2 separate regions of the Homo sapiens genome follow, and region 2 is linked to region 1. Evidence: chromatin loops called from intact Hi-C (ENCODE). Cell type or tissue: right lobe of liver. All regions are shown on one strand.

The links. Hi-C counts contacts between places; a loop is a spot of excess contacts. Peaks named below come from ENCODE experiments on the same cell type or tissue, not always from the same donor. Only the 100,000 strongest peaks of a DNase experiment are listed, where the experiment ranks them.
Region 2: a loop joins it to region 1, with 3 times the contacts of the local background. A loop is called at or near these places in 6 of 110 quality-filtered maps.

Annotation. Positions count from the first base shown.
Region 1 is chr17:27,232,298-27,240,297 of GRCh38, forward strand. It overlaps LOC124903956 (a long non-coding RNA gene), which reads right to left. Exons shown (of 2, transcript XR_007065676.1): 2 at 5,562-6,126. Among named protein-coding and RNA genes, the nearest start is that of MIR4522, 58 kb to the right of the region's middle. RefSeq lists an enhancer at 6,474-6,573. In right lobe of liver, a CTCF peak has its summit at 4,583 (motif pointing right); a DNase peak (open chromatin) is centred at 4,594; H3K27ac peaks cover 1,207 bases.
Region 2 is chr17:27,490,929-27,498,928 of GRCh38, forward strand. All of the region lies in intron 1 of KSR1 (kinase suppressor of ras 1), which reads left to right. Among named protein-coding and RNA genes, the nearest start is that of KSR1, 38 kb to the left of the region's middle. RefSeq lists enhancers at 5,026-5,095, 5,836-5,885. In right lobe of liver, a CTCF peak has its summit at 3,455 (motif pointing right); DNase peaks (open chromatin) are centred at 3,523, 3,913 and 5,763; H3K4me3 peaks cover 842 bases; H3K27ac peaks cover 3,772 bases.

The sequences.
Region 1 (8,000 bases):
AGTTGGCTGTAAAGTCATTCAAACCTTCCCAGTTCCTTTTCTGAGACCCGTCTGTGATGGGTAATTTTATGTGTTAATTTGGCTAGGCCACGATACCCAGATATTTGATCAAACATTATTTTAGATGTTTCTGTGAAGGTATTTTTTCGATGAGATTAGCATTTAAATCAATAGACTTTGAGTAAAGCAGATGACCTTCCACAACGTAGGTGGGCCTCAACCAACCAGTTGAAGGCCTTAATAGGAAAATGATTACCTGCCCAGAAGAAGAGGGAATCCTGTGAGTGGACTGCCTTTGGGCTCAGCTGCACCTCTTCCGTGGGTCTCCAGCCTGCCTGCTGACCCTGCAGATTTTGGACTTTGCCAGCCTTCACAATGGCATGAGCCAATTTTAAAAAGTAAATCCCTCTCCCTGTGCATATACATCCCATTGGTTCTGTTTCTCCAGAGAACTCTGACATCCCTAAAGGCTCAACCTATTATTTATCCTGACTTTGGGCCTACACCTATGTTTAAAAAAGTAATATTCTAAAAGAGTGGCTGCTCAGCAATGGGTATAGGATTATTGAATAACTAGTTTTCAGTTAGTGATGAGCTGGTGGAGTGTATAGAGACTAATGCCAGGGTTCTCACAACTGTAGCAATAATGTAACTGAAGAAAAGAGGCTTACCCTGTTGATGTTCAACATCAGCAAAGATCCTTTTCTCCCTGCTGTAGCTCTTTCTGCTTGAGACAAAGTGTCCATGTTATCGGGATCTGCTATGCGCCATCAGGCTCCCTTTAGTTGCCCTTTGGGCTGCCCACATCCATTTCCCCTTCTCAATAGCCAAAATTCCCTTTGGGGCATTACCCTTCCCCAATGTGGATGGCTAATTGTGGGCAGTGCTCCCACTAGGGATGCTCAAGGGGCCAGACCTGTTTCTCCTGGCTCCCATCCAGCCCGAGTGTGAGCATGTGACTTCAACCCAGCCAATCATGGACTCTCTCCTGGGACTTTAAATCAAGTGACATGAGAATAAGAGGGTGTATTACTCCGTTCTCATGCTGCTATGAGGAAATACCTGAGACTGAGCAATTTGTAAGGGAAACAGGTTTAATTGACTCAGTTCTGCAGGGCTGGGGGGCCTCAGGAAATTTACAATCATGGCAGAAGGGGAAGCAAACATGTCGTTCTTCACATGGCGGCAGCAAGAAGCTCAGAGCAAAGACGGGGGAAGCCCCTTATAAAACCATCAAATCCCGTGAGAACTCACTCACTATCACAAGAACAACATGGAGGTAACCACCCCCATGATTCAAGTACCTCCCACGGGGTCCCTGTGGAGATTCTAGATGAAATTTGGGTGGGGACACAGTCGAACCATATCAGAGGAGAAGGTTGGTGCCATGCATTGCAGAAGAGGCAGGAGAGGCATCAACATTTCTACAGGCTCCTCTGGTTATGAGACTATTTATGGACTTTCTGTGAACTCTGTCCAGCTTCTTGGCCTTCCAGTGTGCTCGTGGTTCTGGCCATTTCCAAGCCTATCAGGCTCCTGTCAATTTTGCAAGCCCCTGTGAGTCTTTGCTTTGATTATCCAGAATTGGCATCTAACCAGCAACCAAGTCCCCCGACTGATACAGACCGTTGAGTACTGTCTCCAGCTCTGCTTTAACTTAGTGATGTCATTTCACTTCCCCAAGCCTCAGCTTCCTCATATGTAAAATTAGGGAATGAGCCTAGATCTGTGTTCTGCAAATATGTTTCAGCCACAGGAAATTTCATGCAAACAAATTTTCCTTATAGGAGCAGATAAATCATAAAACTGGTCGACGCAGTGCTGCTCTGGTTAAAGAGAGTCCTGTCCTCTTGGCACTTTCTCAGTAGTGCCCTGCTGTGACTCCTGCAGGGTTCCATAGAGCACGCTGGACTAGACAATCTCTAATACCATAAAGGGACAGGGGTGTACTCTCTCTCCCTCATGGCAATGAAAAATAGTCTGGGTTGATTTAATTAACTCAGGGAGGCGTCATATCCACAGTTTCTTATTGACAAAAACTTGTTTCTTCTCTTCTTGAAGGAAATGTGCTTAGCAAATGTCTGTGATATGTTTAAACACACACACACACACAACCAATTTAGCTGCCAAGTTTTTTTTTCTTTTCTTTTCTTTTCTTTGAGACAGAGTCTCGCTCTGTTGCCTAGGCTGGAGTGCAGTGGTGCGATCTCGGCTCACTGCAATCTCCACCTCCGAGGTTCAAGTGACTCTTCTGCCTCAGCCTCCCGAGTAGCTGGGATTACAGGCACTCACCACCACGCCCGGCTAATTTTTGTATTTTTAGTAGAGACAGAGTTTCACCATGTTGGCCAGGCTGGTCTCAAAGTCCTGACCTCAGGTGATCTGCCCACCCCAGCTTACCAAAATGCTGGGATTACAGGCATGAGCCACTGCACCCAGACAGCTGCCAAGTTTTAAGAGCACTTTTTATCATGGGGAAGGCACAGCAAAACTACAAAAAGCAAACAACAACAACAAAATCTTGAGTGGGGATGTTTTAAACCATTTAAAGTGTCTCTTTTTAAAATTTTTTATTTTTTAATTAATTAATTAATTTTGAGGCTGTGTATGAGACTGGCTAATTTTTGTATTTTTAGTAGAGGTGGGGTTTTGCCATGTTGCCCAGGCTGGTCTCAAACTCCTGGGCTCAAGGGATCCACCCGCCTCAGCCTCCCAAAGTGCTGGGATTACAGGCATGAGCCACTGTGCCTGGCCCAGACACACTTTTTCTCACAAAAAAAGTGCTGACTTATGCATTTATCATGGAGAAATACTCAATTCTATATCTCAAAGACCCAATAAAATAATCTAAAATGGACAAGACTCTATTCACAAGTGCCTTAAAGAGACACTTTAGACTAGGCACAATGGCTCACATCTGTAATCCCAGCACTTTGGAAAGCTGAGGTGGGTGGATCGCTTGAGCCCAGGAGTTTGAGACCAACCTGGGCAACATGGTGAAACCCATCTCTACAAAAAATACAAAAAAATAGCCAGGTGTGGCGGTGCCTGTGGTCCCAGCTACTTGGGAGGCTGAGGTGGGAGGACTGCTTGAGTCTGGGAGGTTGAGGCCACAGTGAGCCAAGATCACTCCACTGCACTCCAGCCTGGGCAACAGAGTAAAACCCTGTCTGAAATTAAAAAAAAAAAAATCTGCCATAGGCCTGGTGCGGTGGCTCACACACTTATAATCCCAGTGCTTTGGGAGGCTGAGGCAGGAGGCAGCAGGAGGATCACTTGAGATCAGGAGTTCAAGATCAGCTTGAGCAACATAGCAATATTCTGTCTCTACAAGAAATTAAAAGAAAAAAATTAGCTAGACATGGTGGCATGTGCCTATATATAGTTCCAGCTACCCAGGAGGCTGAGGTGGGAGGATCACTTCGAGGCTGGAGTAAGCTGTTATTGCACCACTGCACTCCAGCTTGGGCAATAGAATGAGACCCAGTATCCAAAAAAAGAAAAAAAATCTGGTGTATATTTAATTCCATGAAGAAATCAAACATTATCCCTCCCTTTGGCCTGTAGCACCAGGTACTTTGCTTAGGATTTTCACACACACAATCTCATGTATTCTCAAACAACTTTCTGGAAAAGTATCATTTATGATTCCTGTTTTATTGGTGAGGACACTGAAGCTCAGAGAGATTAAGTCATTTACCTAAGCTCACATAGATAGTAAGCAGCCACTAACTGCATGGCTGCAAAGCTTATGTTCTTTCAAATATAATACTCTACTCCTTTCGTTAACACTATGCATTTGGAGATATTAAAGTGTAGAATAATTTGACTACATAGTTCAGTGGTCTTTCAGCTTTCTCTTCTAGATACAGCCTCAATAGGGAGACCCAAAACTCCCAGCTGAAGAAGCATCAGAGACCTCTGGGTGCCTCCCTTGGGTTCCATGTGTCTCTGCAGGAACACTGGTAGAGTTAGTTCTTGAAAGGAACAGTCCTCTTAACCCTGGGGAGTCTTATTTCCTATGGCCAGTTGAAGTTTCCTCTAGGAAGGCAAGCTCATTTTAACAAACTACAATCAGGAATAAATATTTACAACTAAAAAAAAGGGTTTTGTGAAAATGAATTCTCCGACTCTCTTCTTTGTTACTCTACAGACATCATCAGTCACTGAAGATAATGACGGAGTTATGGGATTAGGGGATATGGGATACGGGATATAAAGGTAACTATGACCTTGCTCAAATAATTCTAATTTTGACTCTTGGTTACCACTTTGTCCTTGTCAGCTGTTCTTATTTCTAAAAATGATGGTACTCTAAAGATAATCCAAAGAGTATTTATTCATTCCAATGAAGTTAATCAACATTTGCATATGTGGTTTACTGGGCAATAAATCATTTCTAGGTACTGGTCCTGAATATGCCACTTCATAAGTAACTGTGTACTCTTGGGTAGGTCACATAAGCCCATTGAATCTTATTTTCTTCATCTCTGAAATGAGAGATTTAGATGAGGCATTCTGTAAACTTTAAGATTCTTATTTTGCTGGTTACTTTCAAGGACCTGGGAGCTATGCAATCCCAAATGTGTCCAGCAGAGGTCAGGAGATGTCACTAAAAGCTCTGAGGGCTACTTTAATCCCAGTTAGCTTTGTAAATAGTTTTATGATAGTCCCTACTCTCTGTGTTACTTACCTGATTTTTTTAAGGTTGGGCAGGCATTTTTCTTGAAAAATTAAAGTAGGGATGCATTGTGTGCTTTAGGCCTCTTTCTCAAATGTAAACCATTTCTCCCCTGGCCAATGCCTAGTGAGCAAAGGTAAATTGCCCAACAGAAGGTGATACGTGGGAACAGTTTAACCTTTGGTAAATGTAAGCAAGTATGGATGCTATGGCAAATTCCATTTCGTCAAAACTTTCTCTTTATGACAAAGGATTTCTAAGCTCTAGCTAGTGATCTAATATTTTGAAAAAATTCATGATCACACCACTGCACCAGCCTGCGTGACAGAGTGAGACTCTGTCTCAAAAAAAAGAAAAGAAACATATTTATCCAGCAAAATTATCGTCATAATATGGGTTTCAATCAATATTTCTCTTTTTCTCTCTCTTCTGGGTTTCATCAGAAAAATTATCTTGGAAATATACCATTGCAGAGATAGAGACTCTTAATAAATATTTAAATATTATAAGCATTGGTTTATTTAGGCAGAAACAGGAGGACTGATTTAAATGTGGGTTGAATCCAAAGAATTGGGAATCACAGGAAGACCCTGCAGCAAGGTCAAGCCCGTCACAAAGAGCTGTTTAAAGAAAATGTAGTAGAGACAGTCTGGAAGTTAAAGTTGACTCTGGGTAAGACCCCCATTTAAACCTTGGTCAAGTTATTTGGTAAAGTTTCTTAACTTTCCTGGAGATAAACTCCCCCATTTCCTTATCTATATAGTGAAGACAGTGGTAAAACCTCATAAGATTTGTGTGGGGATTAAATGAGCTAATACACATATATAAAGAGTTTAGGAAAACACTCGCCACACATTAAATGAGCAATAAGTGAGAGCTATTGCTGTCATACATTTTATTAGAGAGGAGTGTTTTTAGAAAAAGCAAATGGGGAACAAAATCACTATGTCTTTTTCTAAATCTCTTTCATGACTATCTCAGACTAGGTTTGATGATTCTGTAGTGTGTTTCAGCCACTGGAGCTGAGAGACCCCGGCCCGGCCACCTGGCCATGCAGACTTGACTGGCACCATCATTCCCAGCTCACAGCAGCAGCAGAGGCAGCTGGATGCCCATTCCTGCCAGCCAATCCTTATCCGACTGCCGGCCCGTCAGCCAGAGTCAGAGGCTGCCTTCCCCATGGAGCAGGGACTGTCGGTGGCCTTCCCCCTCTCTCAGCCCCACGTGGAGCCTAGGCTGGTGCTGAGTTGCCTGCTCCCTGCTTGGAGGTCAACTTCCATCCAGTGCTTCATCTTTGGCCTCTGAGGCTTTTCTGTTTTTCAGCACTCAGGCCAGGTGAGGGTGGCTCATGCCTGTAATTTCAGCACTTTGGGAGGCTGAGGCTGGTGGATCACTTGAGCCCAGGAGTTCAAGACCAGCCTGGGAAACATGGCAAAACCCCGTCTCTACAAACAATAAAAAAATTAGCTCAGTGTGGTGGCACACACCTGTAGTCCCAGCTACTTGGGAGGCTGAGATGGGAGGATTTTGGGAGCCCAGGGAGGTCGAGGTTGCAGTGAGCTGAGATCGCACCACTGCACTCCAGCCTGAGCAATAGAGTGAAACTGCCTTAAAAAAGAAAGAAAGAAAGAAAGAAAGAAAGAAAGAAAGAAAGAAAGAAAGAAAAGAAAAGAAAAAAAGAAAATTAGCACGTGGTTTACTCATTGTCATTACTTCTTCCCCTGCTCTGGCAGGCGCCTCTAGGACAGGTCTGCACTGATCTCTCCCACCATCGCTAACCCACGGTAGGATGGACTGGGCTCTGAGAAAGCTGGGAACAGTGGGCCAAGCAGGGCAGGGAGGGCTATGTGCTTCCTGCAGGAGAGAGAGCTGGGTCGTGCTGCGCTCTGATGATGAGGGGTGTGAGCTGGGTGGCAGGAGGCATGGGCCAGGTGGGATGGCTCCCTCGAAGGTTGGAGAAGGGTTGGCAGGGGGGCAAATGAACAGAACATTCCAGATCAGCTGTGGCACCCATCACCCACCATGGGCTGTCCAGCAGGGTGGGGGCCAGAGCAGGATTGCTACAGCCTGCTCACATCCTTGAGACCTTTCTGAAGACCCAGGCCAGTCGTCGAGGGACCTCCCAATCACTCACGTTCAAAACCAAAGATTAAAAGGGAGATGGCTGTCTCCTTACACCGACCATAGCTCCAAACTTTCTGAAAAAGGCTTAAACTCTTAAGGTTTGTGCTTACTCAAATGGAAAGAAAATGGGAGGAAGTGTCAATTCAAAGAGAAACTTTCTGCTTCCTTCTAAAGATGACTGCAGCCTAATTCTGGCTCTGACACTGTCTTGCTCAGATCCAGCCAAGCTCCTGGCTCCTCCAGGCCTTGCTTTTGGTGCCTGTAAGGCAGCTCTGGAGTAATGGGGGCAAGCCCCACCTGTGAGGAGTGGGGGAAGGCGTGAGTGTGATTTGTGATTGCTGATACTTGATGCCCACATACCTCACTCTCAACATGTGTTACTATCAGTGTAATTTAAGATATTTTTATAAAACCAAAAAAAAAAATCTAGTGTCTTACCTTGTTGGAAATCCCCTTTGGGAAAGTGCTAATACTAACTATTGAACATGTATCCATTGCATTTATAATTATCCTGATAATAACTGCCATTTATTTAGAAAAAGTATATAGAAAGCCATGGTGCAGTAACACCATTCTTCCCATTTTACAGACAGGGACACTGAGCCTTAGGGAGATGAAGCAATTCTGCCTAAATGCAGGCCGCTAGGCATGCATGAGCTCAGAGCTGGCACTCTTAAACCCTTCTGCGTGTCTCCATGCACAGTGAGTTCCTGCTCGGCCCACCCTCAGGGCTCTGCGGACAGGCCTGCCTCAGGACCTTTGCAGGTGCTGCTTTCTCCCTCTGGGATTCCTCTCCCCTCCCTCCCGCCCCCTGCCCTTCCTTCAGACTTCTGCCCCATGCCCGCTATTACTGAGCCTCTCCCTCCCATATGAACGGGTCCACCTCTTCGCCCTTTCCCTTTCTTGTTTGTCTTCCTCCCTTCCTCGTTTGATCATTCTCTGTCTGCTTCCCCCACTAGAATAAAGACCTGTGGGGTCTTTGTTTTGTGCATGGCTGTATCTTTAGGATCTAGGAGAAGGTGCTCCCTCACTATTAATTCAACAAACCAGTGAATGAATGAGTGGCCGCCAGGATTAGCGGGGCTGGTGGGCAGAGCAGAAGCAGTCTGGATGCCGAGATTTGAGGGAAAGCTCCCTCCAAGCCCTCAGGACTCACTGTAGGGTTAACTCACTGTAGGGTTAACAGGGCCCAGCT
Region 2 (8,000 bases), 260 kb after region 1:
TAACCATAAAAGGGACAAAGTAGATCTATGGACTGTCTTGGACAGATTTTCGTGATATATTCAAGATGCAGAACAATATATATAGTATGATCCTTCTTTTAAAAAACCATATGTATATGTATCTATAACTGTGTGTGTATCTATACACACACATACACACATATACACACAGATACACAAAGCACTCTAATTTTTATGTTTATTTTTTTAGAGGTGGAGTCTCATTCTGTCGCCCAGGCTGGAGCAAGTATAGTGGCATGATACTAGCTCACGGTAGCCTCAAACTCCTGGGCTCAAGTGATCCTCTGGCCTTGGTCTCCTGAGTAGGTGGGACTATAGGCTCATGCCACCAATCCTGGCTAATTTTTTGTTAGTGGTGTGTGTGTGTGTGTGTGTGTGTGTGTGTGTGTGTGTGTGTGTGTGTTGGGGGTGGGGTAGGGGCGGGGGTGGAATGTCTCGCTTTCTTGCCCAGGCTGGTCTTGAACTCCTGACCTCAAGTGATCCTTGTGTCTTGGCCTCCCAAAGTGCTGGGATTACAGGCACGAGCCACTGTGCCTGGCCACAAAACACTCTAATGCTCATTACTTTAGGAACCAGCTGGGAAGGCTACAGACCAAACTCCTAATAGTACTTACTTGGGGGGATAGAGGGGAAACTGGTGTTTTTTACTTTATAGTTTTCCCCTGTCCACAAAGGGTGGTACTTTGTGTAATTTATTTCCTAGTTGGTGTTTTCTTTCAAATTAAAAAGGAAGGGAAATAAAAGTATGCTGGTCATCATAGAGGTGAGAAAATGACTCACAAGGGGGCGGTGGATTTGCCCAGGGTCGCCCAGGTCTGTGTGGGGAAGTGGCCGGCTGTTTAGTGTGTGCAGCAGGAGAGCTCAGGGGCTCCGACTGAAGTTAGTCTGCTGGGAGGCCCCTTGCTCCTGCCTTGTTTTTGCCCTCACAGGCTGGCTCCAGGGCTACACTCCTGCTATACTCTGCTCACCATCTGTTAAGGGAGCAGTTGGTAGGCTGTGAGCAGCGCCTGCCTCCCTCCCATGTCTAATTTAACCAGTCACCCTTCTCTCCGTCGGCCTCCACCAAGGCTGTGGGATCATTCTTTAATTACTTACAGGGGTCAGTCACCTGATGGGACGCCTTTGCTGGAGACAGACGGTACTGACAAGCAGATTAGTTGCACGTTGGGAGGTGGGAGGAGGGAGGAGACGAGGAGAGTGTGTGTAGCAGATACGAGTGGGTGGCTTCAAAATAGAAATTCATGAAGGCTCTAGGAAAGTAATTTTAAACACTGTTCATTTAGAGGCTGTGGTTCAGGGGTGAGCAAAGCTGGAGGCAGCCCACCCAGCACATGTTGACCTTGCTTTCCCGTCAGACTTGGGAGGGAGGAAGGCAGGAGTCTCCTCAACTCACCTTTGCAGAGCTCTGAAACTGGGTCTGTTCAAAGTTACACCTGCTCGTTTCTTGTGCCCGTGAATTCCTTTCTAGGAATGATCAGGCATCCATAGGCAAGATCTTCCTCGAGAGTCAATAGACCTGAGCCCAAATGTCAGCTCTGTGTCTGAGCTGCCATGTGACCTTGGACAAGCTGCTTCCCTTCCCTTGCTTGGGCTGAGTTTCTAACATTCCCAACTCAGGGGATCAAAAGAGGTGAGTCCTGTGGACTTCCACAGCTCTAGAATGTTCTGTGAGTAATATGCCCCTACTTGCTGTTTGCAGGGAGGCAGCCATGAGTTAGATAAAGCCCCGGAATTCGAGGCATCCATCCCTTCATGCTGGCCACCAAGCAGACCTGTGGATGTTGACTTGTCTCTTGTCTGCCCATAGATGTTGGCTTGGAATAGGGAGGAGGTGGGACTTATTTTGAGCCCGAGTTCCCCATGTACAAAATGGGGCTAACAGGATTTGTCTTGCAGGGTAATGAGGATTTGTGAAAACATGGTTGAATTCCTGGCACATGGTAGGTGCTCATTAAATGGTGTTATACACTTAGTACTTGGCATTCCCAGCCTTACTTTTTGTCTTTGCTGGAAATATATTCCATGCGGGGAGGGAAATGGGAATGATCTTACTTTATAGATGCCACTTCATAGAAAGCATTGGCACTGGGATTGCCAGCCTTTCCCAAAGCAGTGTGTGTTCCTTCATCATTCTGCTGATGATGATCATTTATGGAGCAATTTACTATGTGAGGTACATGATAACCCCAGTCTCCTTTAATCCTCGTGAAACCCTATGAAGCAATAAGGGACTATTATTATCCACACTTTATACATATAAATGAAGAAAGTGAGGCTTTGTGAAGTTGAATGATGTTCCCAAGGTCACCCAGTTAGTAAATGCTGAAGCTGGAGTCCTCAGTCTTAGTTATTAATGTAAGCTTGCTTTTCAGGACAGAGAGGGCTTTGGAGGACCAGGAAGGGCTCCAATTCTGAGGCAAAGGCTGTGAAACACCGGGGTCAGGCAGGAAATCATGCCCTTGAATTCTTTAACAGGGCAGATTTTTTAAGTCAGAGACATTAACGATCAGCTCCGTATAATGTTTATGGCCTGTGTGACCCTGCCCCGTGGTGCTCGGTAGACCCCACTGCCCATGTGTGCCTGATGATTCCATTTCTGTCTTGCTTATTGCAAGTGACCTTGAATTACCTAAAACCCAGGGAAATGTGTTCTTAATCTGCCCTTTTAACAATGCTGATTTTACCCTTCCAACTCAGATTTAAATAACCTTTCCTTCTGTGTTGTCGTGAGTGTAAAGAAGCAGCATCATGAAAAAGCCCAGCCCTAAACTCTCTGTAATTATGGGGTATGGTGGAGAGGGAGGGGCACTGAAAAGGAAATAATGGGGTCGTGAGACCATTGGAAATTGCACTGGTTATATTCAGTAGCAGAGCTGGAGATTTTTGCCTGCTGCTGGGAAAAATTTAAAAAGCAAAACAACCTCTGCCTCAGCCTTGGAGGTTTAGCTGTTGAATTTACTCCCTTTAATTTGAGGCACCTGAGGCTCCCATTTTGTGGTGTGATTGGCTGGACTTTCCACCACTTCTTCCTCTCTCTGGCCAGAGAGAAACTTGGGGACGCTGAGGTGGTTTGTAGCAGCTGTCATCAATGTCCGCCTTTCATGTCCACAGTGGTTTGGAGCAGAGGCCCAGAAATGCTTGGGGAGTCTCTGTGAATTCAGAAGAAGTCTCCTTCTCCCACTCCGCTGTCTGACAGCAGGTTAAAAAAAAAAATTACAAAGAGCTTCCAGGAACAAAAAGTGGAGATGATTTTTTTTATGGCCCTTAAAGACTTGAAATTTGCAGGAGAAATGCCGTGTGGTTGCGTAATTCTATATGTGGAGTATCTGGAATTATTCCTGGAGAGGCGGGCAAGCACCCAGATTAGAGATGTGTAAAGTGCAGTTTTGTCTTGCAGTCCAAGCAGGTGAGCATTCAGGCCTGTGGGAAGGAAGGAAGGGAACAGCAGGTGGCAGTAACTGGGAAGCTTGCCTCTGAGTGAGATTAACTAGAATGTATTTTTCCGCTGCATTTAAAGAGCCAGTGAAAGGGGCAGATTTACCCAGGGTCACGTGCCTGGTCAGTGCCTTAAATGGACCCAGGGTGTCAGCCCCCTCTGCCTCGACTTCAACAGAGTTAATGTTTCCCCAGAGACTAATAGAGGGACCGATATTAGGGATTCCGGGGACAAGTACGAACAGGTCTTTCGATTTACATTTAAAAGCAGTAGAGAGCAGGAAGGAGATTTCTGGCATTTGTGCAGTTTAAAAACCAACTAGACAAAAAATCTTGATGGAGCTGTTTCCCAATCAGCCTGGCAGTCCTCTCAGCATTGACGTCGTGAGAATGAAAGCTTCTCTGAGAGTGCCATTGGGCGGTGTCCCTTCCAAGTTCTCCAGGAAGCAAATTTTGGACCCTGGCCGCTGACTCAGTGTGGCCTGCTGGGTGGCTCCCTGTGCCTGGGAGGCGGCCCTGTCAGTGTCCCTGGGCTCAGCCCATAAGCAAGTGCCCCAGGTGATCCTGCTCCCATTCAGTGACTGGAGAGGCAGAGGGAAGGGGCTCCCGGGCAGTGCGGGTTCCAGGTGGGCACAGCTGGTAAGCCGGGCGGCTGGGCAGGGCTCTGCTTCAGGTGTGCAGAGTGGGTGTGAGTTCTGCACAGCACAGGAGGTGGTTTCTGCCCTTACCCATTGGGCAGGGAAGGAAGCTTGAGAAATCAGACTTGATTTTAGCAGGACAGGAGCTTGTGGGCTTCTGAAAGAATGCACGCCTCAGTGGTACAGGGTTCTGGGGGTATATGCAGCGGCTGCTCCTCTCCTCCTCCCCTGAGCCCTCTAATACTGATCTCGCACTTTCCTGGCCTTGTCCAACATCTTGGGAGGCAGAAAAGCATAGTTTATATGTGTGCTTGTCTTTATACAAGGCTCTGTGTGTGAGTGTGACTGTGGGTGTTTATTTAACTCAAGAAAAGTCCAAGGGACCCCTCACACAGAGGAGGTGAGGTGCATTGGACAACCTGGGCCAGGACTTGGAGGACATGTCTGCCCCGATGATGACTTAGGCCCAGTCCCTTAGTATCCTTGGGATATAGCCCCCTGATCTGCCCCAAAGGTGGAGTTGGGCGACAGGAGGGAGGCTTGGAGATCATTTCTCGTGTCCCTTCCAGCTCTGAAATCTGTGAGCAATGTTGTCCAGTAAGGCTGTCTCTACCAGGTAACACATGACTGCCAAGTGGGTATTTTAATCACTGTGATTTCAGAATAACAGGGCGAGCTCTCACAGAGCATTCATTGCTTCATCGATCATGCAGTCCCTGTGGAACCTGAGTTGATGGCGGGTCTACAGTCAGTTCAGTTTACTTGTAGCTGTCATTGATCAGGTGCAAACATGCTTTTCAAAGCCTGGAATCATTTTTTTTAAGTTGGATCATATTTGCTTATTATAATTGGTAAAATTTGAGTGTTGCCCCTAGGCTCTCAGAGGGAACAGTTTGGAAAGTGCTTCCTTCCAAGAAGAGACGAGATGGTACTGCGCATAAGCCTCCTTTAGGGTTGGGTCTTTATGCAGGCAGATAGTAAGTGCTTCTGGAACGTTTTGAGTTCTGCCCCCTACTCCATGAGCCGCCGCAAGATCTGGCTTGTTGGGACCTCATGGGCCAGTGGTCAGGCCCAGCATTATGAATCTCTTTTGGCCAAGTTCCTGGGATAGGCCTGTTTCTTCTTTAATAACTGCAGTGTGAAACAAGTCTTATTTTGAGTAAGAGAGTGAGGCCCCGGGTGGCGTTTTTGTGTTTGCCTAAGGGAGATGCCTCATCTCCAGCCACCCAGATGTGACTGGAGAGAGCCATGATGCTGCTTTTGTTTGTCTCTAATTACACTTAATAAGATGGGGGCAAGGGAGGAAGGCATAAGAGTGCCATAGAAACTCCAATTTCCCCTAAAATTAGAAACCCTGAAACTCATGAGTTGAATAGAAAAACCTAGATAATTTGCCGCCCCCTTTCTCTATTTTGTTCACCTTGCTGGCTGATTCTGCCTGATTTTAAGTATTTGAAATATGTCTCAGCCAGATTTTCTGGTCCTCTTTCCTCACCTCTCCCCTCCCTTCCAACAGAAGGGAGGCCCCCATGTGGTCTTCTTGCCTAGCTGGGCCTCCTGTGCCCCAGAGCGAGAATCTGAGAACGCAGGAATTGGGTTGGGACTGTGGGAAATTTGCATGTGCCATGGTAACCAGCAAGGGGATCCTGGGGGATCTCAGGTTAATGATTAAGCCCTGAGCCTTCATTCAAGCCAGGCAGTGGCAGTGGCCCTCAGGATTTGCAGCCACCTGCCAAACGCAGGGCCTCTTACTTCTGTTAGCTTTTCAGGCCGAGTGAAGATGGAAACTGTCTTGGAGGGATACCGAGGGGCTGGCCGTGTGCTAGTGAATTTGCTAGCAGCCACAGCCCTGCCGTGTCCTCCTCTGAGATGAGAGTGTGGGCCAGCAGGTTAGAACTCTGAGGTTCAGCTTTCATCAATTGCACTCAGTTTTAAAAGCTCACATTTGTCTTTCTTTTTGCGTAAGCAGAAAGCATCCGACCCTTCCTGCTCTGGTGTTTTCTAGGGGCAGCAGTAAGTGGGCTTTTCCTCCTTCCCTGTTGGGCAGGAGAATGCGGAGCTGCTCATTAAAGTCAGCAGATGAGCAGATATTTGGTCTTCAGCTCTTTCATTTCCACCTCTTTGCGATATGAGACAGCAGACGTTCCCAAAAAGGGCTTGCGGTTTATGTTATCGGTAACCCATTTCATTCTTCCAGATGGTGAGTGAAGGACCTTAAACTCCATACAGAGAAACAGAGGCTGAAGCTGGGGAAGATTGAATAACCAGTGCCAGGGTGGGCTTCATCCTCTTATCGTGGGACCAGCTGTCCCAGTGACTTTCACTTGTCGGTACTGCAGTCCTTTCTGGAAAATGTCCTGGGACAAGGATGGTGCCCAGATGTGGCTGCATTAATTACTGTAAACCCCATAATGAAGAAGATGTCTCCTTACAGCCCCCTTTCAGTCCTTGAATGGCCTCTAGGAGAAAGTCTGAATGTGACCTCCCTTTCTAAAAAGCAAGGAGTGGGACCAGGAGGAAACAGGCCGCAGGATCCCGGCCTTCTGCAGGCAGTGGGGCCCCAAATATATAATAATGTTGTTTTGTTTCAGTTATGCTTGTTTTTATGGAAATCTTCTGTATGGCACAGATACTAGTGTCTCCTTTATGGCAATGAGATAGTTTCTTTTTTAAAAAGTGAGTAGATTTAAGAGAAAATATTAAATAATAGTACTGGTGGCATATGCCAGACTTGATGAACAGCCCATGTTTGAGAAACCCTGTTTGGCTGCAGCAACACATGTGCAGCAAGGAGGGCCAGCAGTATTGGTGAGGAAGCTCCAGGAGTGACTGAGAAAGAGATCTTACTGGAAAGTCTGGCAGAGTCAGTGCGTGCACAGCAAGACCGTCACGGTGGCAGTTTCTTTCCGGGATGGGCAGGCAGGTTTGTACAGGTTTTGCTGCAAAAATGAGGAGTGTGTGTGCATGTGCATACTGTTTTTTCCTTCAGTAGCAGTAATATTTTACCCTTAAAAATGCCTCTTGAGGCTGGGAGCGGTGGCTTATGCCTGTAATTCCAGCACTTTGGGAGGCTGAGGCAGATGGATCACTTGAGGTCAGGAGTTCGAGACCAGCCTGGCCAACATGGTGAAACCCCGTCTCTACTGAAAATACAAAATTTAGCCGAGTGTGGTGGCGGGCGCCTGTGGTCCCAGCTACTCGGGAGGCTGAGGCAGGAGAATGGCATGAACTCGGGAGGCAGAGGGGCGGAGGGTGCAGTGAGCCGAGATTGCACCACTGCACTCCAGCCTGGGCAATAGAGTGAGACTCAGTCTCAAAAAAAAAAAAAAAAAAAAGGCTCTTGACCAACCAACTCTACTTACACACAACTTGATGTGACAATTCTATTTAGATAATTTCAACCACAGGGAAACAGCTCAGGAGTTTCCAAGTAAAAAGCCCAATGGGGAAAATCTCCTTTTCAAATTCTCCCACTTTCCGGACAGTCCAGTGGTTCTCAAACTTTTGTCATTGTCAGCATTGCTTGGGGAAGCTTATAGAAGATGGAGGACCCACCCTGCTGCACCCAGCTAGGCCTCTGTGCGCTGTTTCTCCCAGGGTGATCCCGATAACACTAGTGTTTGAGATCGTGGCCCAGGTTGTGAGTCCCAGCCCTGGCTGCCATTAGAATTTCCTGGAGACTGTTAAAGCTATTGAGGCCTGGATCCCACCCTAGCAAAGCCCCACTGGAATCTTGGGGTGGGGCCTGGGCATTGGAATTTTTAAAATGCGCCTCAGGTGATGCGGTTGTGTGGGCAGGTGGAGACTCACTGGCTTTGATGGAGACTCTTAGGGAAACTTTAACGAACATGTGGGAATGCTTTGAGGAAGAAGCAAAGGGCGGCATGAGGCACTGAAAGAAATGAG